2 separate regions of the Homo sapiens genome follow, and region 2 is linked to region 1. A link is an interaction called in ENCODE POLR2A ChIA-PET data of the cell type or tissue named here. Cell type or tissue: GM12878. All regions are shown on one strand. Each heading gives the region's core, and the rest is flanking DNA. Links, peaks and the distances in the headings are about the cores only.

The links. ChIA-PET counts read pairs that join two places held together with the same protein. Peaks named below come from ENCODE experiments on the same cell type or tissue, not always from the same donor. Only the 100,000 strongest peaks of a DNase experiment are listed, where the experiment ranks them.
Region 2: POLR2A ChIA-PET joins it to region 1 with 6 read pairs; 1 of 35 experiments calls an interaction of 5 or more read pairs at or near these places.

The regions. Positions count from the first base shown.
Region 1 is chr6:149,391,480-149,393,979 of GRCh38, forward strand. All of the region lies in intron 3 of TAB2 (TGF-beta activated kinase 1 (MAP3K7) binding protein 2), which reads left to right. Among named protein-coding and RNA genes, the nearest start is that of SUMO4, 7.5 kb to the right of the region's middle. In GM12878, for the core only: no CTCF peak of the experiment used is centred there; a DNase peak (open chromatin) is centred at 1,212.
Region 2 is chr6:149,136,772-149,145,633 of GRCh38, forward strand. LOC124901426 (a long non-coding RNA gene) reads left to right here and starts at 3,378. Exons shown (of 2, transcript XR_007059807.1): 1 at 3,378-3,528. RefSeq lists an enhancer at 3,725-3,954. In GM12878, for the core only: no CTCF peak of the experiment used is centred there; DNase peaks (open chromatin) are centred at 3,590 and 4,280; H3K4me3 peaks cover 1,521 bases; H3K27ac peaks cover 2,246 bases.

The DNA of each region.
Region 1 (2,500 bases), core at 1-2,500:
GAGCTTTCTATCTATTTCTCGTTACATCTTCAGTATATTTCACGTCTTTGTCTTTCTTGGGGGTATCAGGGACAGGGGCAGGGGCAGGGTGTCACGGTTGCCCAGGCTGTAGAGTACAGTGGTGCTATCTCAGCTGACTGTAGCCTCGACCTCCCAGGCTCAAATGATCCTCCCACCTCAGCATCTGGAGTAGCTGAGACTACAGGCGCGCGCCACCATGCCTGGCTAATTTTTTAATTTTTTTGTAGAAACAGCATCTCCGTTTGTTGCCCAGGCTGGTGAAACTCCTGGGCTCAAATGACTCTCCCTCCTAGGCCTCCGAAAGTGCTGGGATTACAGGCATGAGCCATCATACCCGGCCCCTCCTTGTCTTTCCATTCTACATTTTAGGAGATTTCCTTAAATTTTTTTCCGACTCACATATGAAATTTTCATTTTGGCAGTGATGTTTTTAATTTCCAAGAGCTAGTTCTCTGATTCCTTTTCGAGGAAGGTTGTTGTTTTATGGGTACAATAGTGTCTTAAAATCTCTTAATGATATTAATCAGAATTTAAGTTCTCGTCTCTCTGCTATGTTGTCTTCACTTAATCTGGATTTAGTTTTTTTCTTTGTTTATGCAGACCTTTCACATTCATATCAGATTTTATTTTTTTTTGGCAGGGGGCGGGGGGGCGGGGGTGGACAGAGTCTCACTTTGTCGCCCAGACTGGAGTGCAGTGACACAATATCAGTTCACTGCTACATCCACCTCCCAGGTTCAAACAGTTCTCCTGCCTCAGCCTTCTGAGTAGCTGAGATTACAGGCACGCGCCACTACCACCTGGCTGATTTTTGTATTTTTAGTAGAGATAGAGTTTCACCATGTGGGCCAGGCTGGTCTTGAACTCCTGACCTCAAATGATCCACCTGCCTTCATATCAGATTTTCTTCAACTATGAGGTGATCCTTAAACCTACAGCTACCTTCCCTTTAGGATGGAGAGAAGTTGACTGTTCGATATACAGATAGCTACTTAAGCCTCTGTGTTCTGGCCCTTTCCTAACTCCTGCCTTCTGTTGTTACCTGCATTTTCCAAAGTCAAGGTTTCTGCAGGGCAGATGAGTTGCCATTTTGTCTACAGCACCCTCCTTGTCCATGAGACTTCAGCTTTCTCCACTCCTTCATTCAGCTGTCATTTCATCTGCTTCTAGCCTTCCAGAAACTTGTTGACTTCTGTTGTGAGTTAATTGCCTTCTTTTTCTTAATTGTTGGTGGATTGTACCTTTTTCATTCATACCTCATTTTTATGGGGTTTCAGGAGACAGAAGATTTTTTCATTTAGTGGAGGCTAATTAGAGCAAAAGTGTCTCTGCTGTTTAATGATCTACTAACATTGTTTCATAATGAGTCTAATCACATTGTTTCATAATGGACAAATATTGGGTGTTATTTTGTAAACTCAAGGTTAAACTTGCAGACAAAACTCACAGCTAGAGAAGAGTTTCGACTTTAGCTGAATTTTTACAGCGATTTTTAGAAATTCACTTTGACCCCTTTTTTCCCTGTAGTTCATCTTTCTCAGATTCCTATCTAAAAATCTCAAACCACAAATGAAAAGTGAACTAAACACATAAAAATTCAGCCACTTAGAAGAAAAAATTGCTAAGAAATAGAGAACCACTTTCCTAGTATATTCATAGCATTTTTAGTTTGTTTATAACAGCCATACCTAGACAAGTCAACCAACTAGGTATGTCATTTCTAAGTAATATAGTCATTATAACTCTAAAATTTTGTTTAAAGTGGAAAGAAATGCCTCATAAATAAGTTGTAAGTAATTGTAAATGGATTTGCAATATTTTACTTTAGAGCTTCAGACTAATCATAAGAGATACTTTGCCTTTATTCTCAGAGGTAAGCCACATCTTCAGCCATTGCAAAACCCCTTTGTGAATTTCTAAGGATGCAATACTTATTCAGAAATATTCTGAAGAATTTACTCTTTAACCTCAAAACACCTCACAACCATATGTGTAGCAACTGTGGCTCTTTCAAGTCTCCTAAATCATCATTGAATCAGATTTCTGCCTGCTGTTAAAGTCTGTCTCCTACTAATATTGGCCTTCTGTGTATCTCTCAAACTCTATGATTTACTTGCTTGTTTTGATAGAAACATTAGGAATATGGGATTGGGGATTGCTGGTGGAGCTGTGACTGGGAGAATGCTCAACCTTATCCTGGAATGTATACTTTATGATGTATTTGTTGGAAAATAAATTAGATTATTTTTATGATTTTCCATGCAGAGTTGCATACTAGCATTTTTTCCTTTTATCATTAAGTAAAGAACATCTTTATCTCATATGTTTTGCCCTAAAGTCAGATTTTTTTCTGAAATAATTATATGAAATTTTTCTAGCTGCCCTCAAGATTTTCTTTCTTTGGTTTTCAGCACTTTGACTGTGATGTGTCTAGGTGTTTTGTTTTAGCATTATTTGGTGATCTATGGGCTTCTTAGAT
Region 2 (8,862 bases), core at 2,975-5,474, 250 kb before region 1:
GGCAGAAGGGGAAGGGGCAAACAAGCTCTGCCAAGCCTCTTTTATAAGAGCGCTAACCCTATTTATGAGGGCAGAGCCTTCATGACCTAATCACCTCTCAAAGGCTCCACCTCTTAAGACTACTGCATTGGGGATTTTGTATCAACATATAAATTTGGGGGGGCACAAACATTCAGGCCATAGCAGGGGACAGGGACAGTGGGGGAAGGTGCTGACAGAGACGGCCTAGTCAGTGTGGAGGAGAACTGAGCTTCATGCAGTGGGGACTTGATGGACTCTGATCTCAATCAATAGTTCCACCTGATTCTTGATGTATCCCAGCCTTGGGAGGGAGGGCTGTCACCCTGAGGGCCTCTGCTGCCCAACCAGGAGCCAAGCCTCTGGCATTGACTCTCTCTGACATCCCCTGCCTGTCACTGAAGGCTGTCATTCACCCCCGCTTGCTTCTTCCCTTAGGGAATTGCAGGTCTTCCTCTTCTCTTCTTCCTGCCCTATTTTTATTTTATTTTATTTATTTTTTGAGATGGAGTTTCGCTCCTGTTGCCCAGGCTGGAGTGCAATGGCATGATATCAGCTCACTACAACCTCTGCCTCCCGGGTTCAAATGACTCTCCTGCCTCAGTCTCCCGAGTAGCTGGGATTACAGGCGCCCGCTAATTTTTTTTATTTTTAATAGAGACAGGTTTCACCACGTTGGCCAGGCTGGTCTTGAACTCCTGACCTCAGGTGATCCATCTCTCTGGGCCTCCCAAACTGCTGGGATTACAGGCTTGAGCCACCACACCCAGCCCTTCCTGCCATATTTTTTAAAAAACACGTATGTATACACACATACACAGATACGCACATGCACACATATGTACACACATATACATATATACGTGTGTGTACATATATAATTTTTAAAACAGAGAACAAGGAAGAGATATGTGATAGGGTTTTATTTTAATCCTGTTTTTTAACCTGTCATTGATTTGCAACAGGACCTTGGACATGTTATGCAACTCATTTCTTCACTCTATAAATGTTGGCCAAAAGCCTAATGCAGCCCAGCACTGTGTTGCCTCTTGCTGGAGTTACTTTTAGGAACAAAAACGGAGGCAGAGCTTACTAATAGGGGAGCTAGACATCACAACAAATTACGCCCATCTGGCAACTACATGGAGGAAAGGGCTGGGATCAAATGTACAAGGTACTATGAGAAAGTGTATTTGGGGGTCCTAATTTCATCAGTGGGGATTGAAGGAAGGGTCTTCCTCTGATAATTGGGGGTACTGGCACTGACCTGAAGGGGCTGCTGTGAAGATTACACCTGACTGTGTGTGCCCTGGTGCCTGATAAAACGGTGGTGATTATTATTGTGGTGGAGGCCCAGTCCTGGAGCACTGCAGGGAGGCAGCAGGGTGGGACACACAGAGACCACAGCAGCCAGACACGGTCACTCAGGGGCAAAAATGTCCAAGAACTGAAGCCCAGACCTGCGAGAGAGGCTCACAGAGCCAAGCCCGGGGAGGCCCGCCAGCAGGCAAGCCAATTCCCCTACTCCCAGTGCAGTAGGAGAGGTGCGCCGTAGCCACGGTCTCCAGCCCTCCCACCAGACGCAGCTCTAGCCTCTCTTTTCCACCAATTCACAGCAGAAACCAAAAGGTGAAATGCATATGAGAGAATCAAAGCCACGCACAGTTTTCCAAGTTATAGCTATCTCTCAGGTCAATCCCCAGTTTGAAGTCTCCCTTGCTTCTGAAGGGTTCAAAGTAGCTGAACACAACTTTTCCATTACCCAGCAGCTCCCAGTAACAGGAGATGCTCTGTGTTCCCTGAATCATTGGCCTATTGAAGATAATTTTAGTGGGGTGCTTTAAACTACGGTAAAAAAAAAATAGCATTTTTAACCATTGTAAGTGCACCGTTCAGTAGCAGTAAGTACATTTACATGTGGTACAACCAGCCCGCCATCTATCTCCAGAACTCCTTTCCCCAACAAAATGAAACCCTATACCCATTAAACAACTCCCACGCCTCCTGCTCCAGCCCCCGGCAGCCATCATTCTACTTTCTGTCTCCATGAATTTGCCTATTCTAGGGACGCCACGCCAGTAGAATCAGACAGCATTTGTCCTTTGGTGTCTGGCTTAGTATAACGTCCTGGTGGTTCTAGAAGTTAATGCAGCTTCCACATGTGGATGAACCTGGGAAACAGGTTAAATGCTCAGCGCATCTGGCCAGAGAGTTATTATATTACAGCAGAGCATCACGAGAGTCAGCAGCGCTATAGGTCCGGCGTCATGAGCTGTGTGACTGGGGGAAGTCACTTAACCTCTCTGTGCCCAGGCTTCTTCACATACGAAATGGAAATAATGACAGTACATATTCATAGGGCTTTCATGAGGATCAAATAAATTACTATATGTAAGACACAGTAGTACCTGGCACACTGGGGACACTGGAAAAATATTAATATAATTTAAAATAAAGCACACACATGAACATATGTCTAAATACATGATTACAGGCTCATGTCTGTAATCCCAGCACTTTGGGAGGCTGAGGTGGACATATCACCTGAGGTCAAGAGTTCGAGACCAGCCTAGCCAACATGGCGAAACCTCATCTCTACTAAAAATACAAAAATTAGCTGGGCATGGTGGTACATGCCTGTAATCCCAGCTACTTGGGACGCTGAGGCAGGAGAATTGTTTGAACCCGGGAGGTGGAGGTTGCAGTGAGCCAAGATTGTGCCATTGTACTCCAGCCTGGGTGACAGAGCGAGACAACGTCTAAATAAATAAATACAAATATAAAATTATAAAGTTTCTATCCTCACAAAACACTTAGATATTTTTAAGTGATTATGATTAAAAAAATGAAACTACTCTCAAAAAGAATACCTTATATTCATTTAGAAATTAAACATGAATTTTCTATTGGAAACATAGAAAGAAATTTAAATTCATCTATGACAGCCCTCAATCTTAAGAAAAAGATAAGCTCTAGAAGGATTCTAAGCAAGTTTAGAAAAGATATGCCCCAGACTTCCATTTGACAGTCTCTACAACCATTCAAGAAATGAGAGGTAAAACTTAAAACACTCAGTGATGAAGCAAAATGTTGCAATATTGGTAATGTTCACAAGTTGAGATCTAGAAATACTATAAGCAGTAAACTTCAAAGGGAAAAACATCCTCTATTACTGCATATTTATGGAAGAAATTTCCCCATACTGAACAAAGAGATGTCTCTTTATCTCAGATAAACCCATTTTATGGATTTAAAAAAAAAACAACCTAAAAGATCATTTTGAGTGTAGATTTTGCAATCAAAATCTTGACCACATTTTAACATTCTCCCTTCAGTCTTCTAATTCTCAGTCAGAGGTCATCATTGTCACTTTGTGGCTTGACTTTGCAGCCACGTCTTCCAAAGGCCTGTTGTCTTCTCACCCCAGCACCCGCAGGACGTCTGCAGGGAAGCTACGTTGCCTCCCTGAGGGCCTGCAGGCCTGCTGTGATCCAGCACCGTCATAGCCAGGTAAGATTTGCATTGTCTCTTCATCTGGTCACAGACGGGCTTTTCCCTTTTTATAAATTTGACACACAATAAACTTTGAGTGAGACCAAAATCAAGGAACCCAACGTGTGTACCAGGGATCCATTGAGAGGGTCATTTGCATCAGGGCATGAGTTTTAGAGTCCGACAGCTTGGAGGCAGGTCGTTGCTCTTGTTCGGGTCAGAAATCTGGTAGTTCTTCACTCCCAGCAGGACTGTAAGGATGAAGAATTCAACTGTTTTGACTCTACACTTTCAGAAATAGAGCTTTCCTTTTTAGAGAGAATAGTCATAATTCTCTCTTATCTTACGCTTTCACTTGGACTTTTTGTGTGTGTGTGCTGTGCTGGCCTGATTAGAGTCTGTTGTCTTTAAGGGTTTTTCTGAAACGTTTACTCAGGAAACACATGGAATGCACTCTGACAAGTAAAGCCCACATCTCCACTATTTACTGAGGCTTTTTGTTTTCACATATTAAATATCTCATGCCTTACCCAAATACTTTATTTGCCAGTAAAGACCCAAGGCTTCAGGTGCAAGGAAAGGAAAGGGAACCAGTGGAAATCAGTGGAATCCCAGTAAGAGGGGAAATATTTCATGAACTTTATTTTTAAAAGCAGGTTTTTAGGGGTACTAGAAAATTCCCCAGACTTGTTTCATTAGAAAGAAAACACAGTATGTGTCAGAGTATGAAAACAGGAAAGGGTGAGAGAGTAGCCGTTGTTTGATCATCTCAATCAAGGGGAAATTTGTCTGAGGTAAACAGTTCTCAGAAACAGCAATAGTTTCACAGACTTGATTTTTAAAATAGTTTTGGTATCCTCCAAATCAGGCCTAGACTAAAAGTCTGCACTCCTTAGGACAATGAAGGCCAGTATAAGTCTTGCAATAATTAGGACTTGCAATAATTACCTTGGAACCCAAAATGGTGATGACTTTTTTTTAATCATGGAGTAACTTAGAGATAACAATGTCTAATTTATGGAGATGAGAAAATAAAAACCAGACTGAGTTAAATATAGTTCTTACCTGCTGACAATAATAGCATGTAAATTGATTGAGAGGTAATTGAAGGAAAAGCATATGGATATATTTAGATTATTCAAGAGAATAAAATATTCACTAACATTAGACACATTGATTAAATATACATGAAAAAATTCTAGGGATACACTAAAAGACTAGAAATAAACTGCATAACTTCCAAACTAGTAGAGGGAAAAAAAAGCAATACAGATAAGGCAACTTATTTTATAAATTTCTATAATCATTATGTTGATTATATTTAAGAAATAAAAATTAAAGATGACTGCACTAAACATTCAATTTAAGAAGTCAACTTTGAAAAACAATATAGACCCAAAGATAGTAGGAAAAAGAAATAATAAAGGCAAGAGAAGAAGTTAATAAAATAGGAAACATAAAAGCTATAAAGAGGATCAAGATGCTAAGAGTTATATCTTTAAAAACACTAATAAATGGATAAACTTCCAGCAAAACTGATCAAGAAAAGACAGAGAAGTTATAAATAAAAAATATTAAGACTGAGATAAAAAGAGGACCAAACCACAGATGTAGCAGTAATTATAAAGATAAAAGAAGAATATTATAAGTTTATAAAAATAATTTGAAAAATTATATGAAGCAGCCAACTTCTCAGAAAAATATAAATTACCAAAAATGACTCAGGCAATAATAGAAAATCTGACTGGCTTGATAACTGTTAACAAAATTAAGTCAGTAATTAAAAATCTTCCCACAAGAAACTCTAAGCCTAAATGGTTCTACAGGTGAGTTCTCACTAAATTTAGGAATAGATACTTTCAATCTTACCAAATTCTTCCAGCAAGCAGAAAAAGAGAAAACATTATCTCAACTTATTTTACAAAATTTGTAAAATCAGGAAAAAAAACTAATGCATTAAAAATAGAAGCAAAACTCTCAACAAAATATTGACAGACTGAATTCTATATAATATAATCCTACATAATATGTATTATATCACAATCAAGTTAGGTTTATTCTAGGAATGCAGGGTTAGTTCAAACTCAGAAAAATCTATTAATATAACGGATCTAACAGATTAAAGAGGGCCAATTAATCATCATAGAGATTCAGGAAAAGCATTCAATGACATTCAATATGCAATAGACTAAGAATAGAAGAAAACTTTCTAGTTTGATCAAAGACCTTCACAAAAAAATGACAGTAAACACCCAATGTTGAAATACTAAAAATTATTCCCTTTGAAATTAGGAGCAATTCAAGAACATTTACTCTCACTTCTATTCAATATTATTTTAAGAGTCCTAGTCATCCTAGATAAATAAGAAACAAATGAAAGATATAAATATCGGGAAAAAAGAAACAAAATTGTTACTATATGCAAATCATATAATTGTATGCATAGACCACCTAAAAAATTTACAGATATATTATTAACATTAGAGCTTCTAGCCAGCTTACTAGCTATAATACCAATTTGTATTCTATATACTGATAACAAACATTTAGAATTTTACATTTTTTAAAAATACCATTTATAATATCAAGAAATATATACAATACTGATGCATAAATATGAAAAAGATGTGCAATATTTTTCTGCAAAAATATTCTACAAACATTTATTGCAGAGATTTTTTAAATAACTAAATGGAGGAACATACTAACTTCATAGATCAGAAGGCTCAATTTTGCAAAGATGTCAGTTCCTAGAAAATTGATTTATAGTATTAACAGAAAAACTTCAGACAAATTAAGTTTAGCAGAATTTATTTGAGCAAAGAACATTTCATGAATCAGGCAGCACTCAGAACCAGAAGAGGTTCAGAGAGCTCTACCCAGAAGCATGAGCAGTGAGCTATGGAAATAGACTGAATATGGAAGCCAGGTAGAGAAAGCATCTGAATCGCTACAGCTGGCATTTGGCTTATTTTCTCATGATGTAATCAGTTGGCTACCTGTGATTGGCTGAAACCCAGCCATTTGTTAGAAAAAAGTGTTGAGTTTAGTACACGCTAAGTTAGGCTGCAGTTTGTTGCATAGGAAATCAAGGTACAAAGACAACCTCAGTTTACTGGCCTCCTGCTTATTTAATTTAACAATGGATTTCATGAATTTCTCATCAAAATCCCCAAGTGACTTTTCCTGGCAATTGATAAACTAATTCTAAAATTTATATAAAAGAGTAAAGATCTTATGGTCATTAAAACACCCTTAAAGAAGACAAAGTATGTAGAGAGATTTCCCCAGCCAGATATCAAGACTTCCTACAATGCTATAGTAATTAAGATAATGTAGTCTGTCTTAATAGGACAGACAAACAGACCAAAGGGACAAACTGAAGAGCCCAGACTCAGATCCATGCACATGTGAAATCTTGATATTTGTTGCAAGTAACATTACAGAGGAAATGTTGGATTATTTTCAGAGAGTGTGGGACTCTTAGATATCTCCATAAAAATTTATATTGTCTCTCTGCCTCATAACTTACTCAAAAATGAATTATTGATGGACCAAGAATTTAAATGGGGGAAGCAAATTTTTTAAACTTTTAGAAACATATCCCTATTCCTAAAAAAATATATTAGAAGCATTTTGGGTAAAGGGCCATGATTTACTTACTTTACCATTAAAGGTTTCAAGAAAGAGATTTTCAAAAGTTGAGAGAGAGAATGCAAAAGAAAATGGGAGTAAAATGTAAATAATATGTGCATCTGGGAATAGGGTATACTGAGGTCCTTTGTACTATTTTTATCTTTTCAACATATCTATTAGCTTGAAGGTGTTTCAAAATAAAAGGGTGTTTTTACAAAAAATCTTTAGAAGAAAATATAGGAGAATATCTTTATCACCTCAGGGTACTTAGGCCACTCTTGAACACAGTTCAAAGGATAGAAATTATAAAGGAAAATATTGACAAAATAAATTACATTAAAAGAATTTATGTTCATCAAAAATAGCCATTAAAAGAGAGAAAAAATACATACCATCAACTGGAAGGAGATATTTGCCACACATCAAACTGACAAAGGATCAGGATCATGAATATATAAAGAACTCCTATGAATTAATAACACATACAATACGTATCTCTTCCTGTGTGTCAAGGTCTATTAAAAATAATAAATAACCCAATGAAAAAATGGGCCAAAATGAATATTTCACAAAGGAAGGAAACCAAATATTAAAAACATTAAAAGATGTTCAGCTCATTTGTAATCAGAGAAATACAAATTAAAACCCCATTGGTATAAAATTTTAGTCCCACATGACTGGCAAATATTAAAAATCTTGGCACTATCAAGTATTCATAAAGACATAAAGCAACAGGATGTCTCCTATGCTGATGTACAGCAGAAATCAGTACAATCTTCGGCATCACCTATTTTAATTCACCCTTCAATTCCAATCCTAGACATTTACGGATACTAGCAAAAGCCTTGCATGTGCAAACAGGTGATGAGTATAAGATTATTTATAGCAGAAATTGCTTATAATAAATAAAAAGCTGAAAACAACCTGAAATTTCCATCAATAGTAAAATGAATAAATAACAGTGGTACATTCATAGAATGGAATGAATATTAAATGACTACATATGGCAATATAAATGAGTCTAAATAATGTTGTTGGGGAGAAGAAAGACCTTGAAGAATTCAAGCAGTTATGAAAAGATGAAACTTTGAAAAATGAGGAGTGAGTTAGACATTCCAGTCAGCGTCTATGAACAGCATGACCCACATGGGAACTGCACGTGCACAACCCGTCCCCCATGGCACGTTTCCCCAATGTGGAGCTCGGTCTATGTGGACTAAGTTACTCTGTGTCTCTGAGATCACAATGGGAATTATCATTGGAGTTCCTAAAAATCAGAGTTTGTATGTCCAGAAAGAAAGATTCTGTCTGCTTGCCCAATCATTGACTGTAGCAGGATTTAACATTAGTATTCAAATTATTAAAGCTATAAATTAAGAATCTCCATTTTTCTGAACATTTAAATTCAGTTTGCAAATCTTCTTTCTTTTTTATTTAGAAATATAGCAATTGTCCAAAAATCAGAAGAGCTATTTTCACACTCCTTGATAAATGTTTAAATTAGTTCATAAGTTAAAAAACTAAAATGTCCTATCTTAAATAACAAAATTTTCTTAGACACTTCGAACTACAATTAGGTATTTAACACATCTGAATTGCTCAAATGCCTATCATGCAGATTTAATAAATTTAATAAGAACATTCTTTCCTAGCATTCAATCTATATGATAACTCTAATAAACTTTAAAATATAATAAAGCCAATAACTTGTAGGTG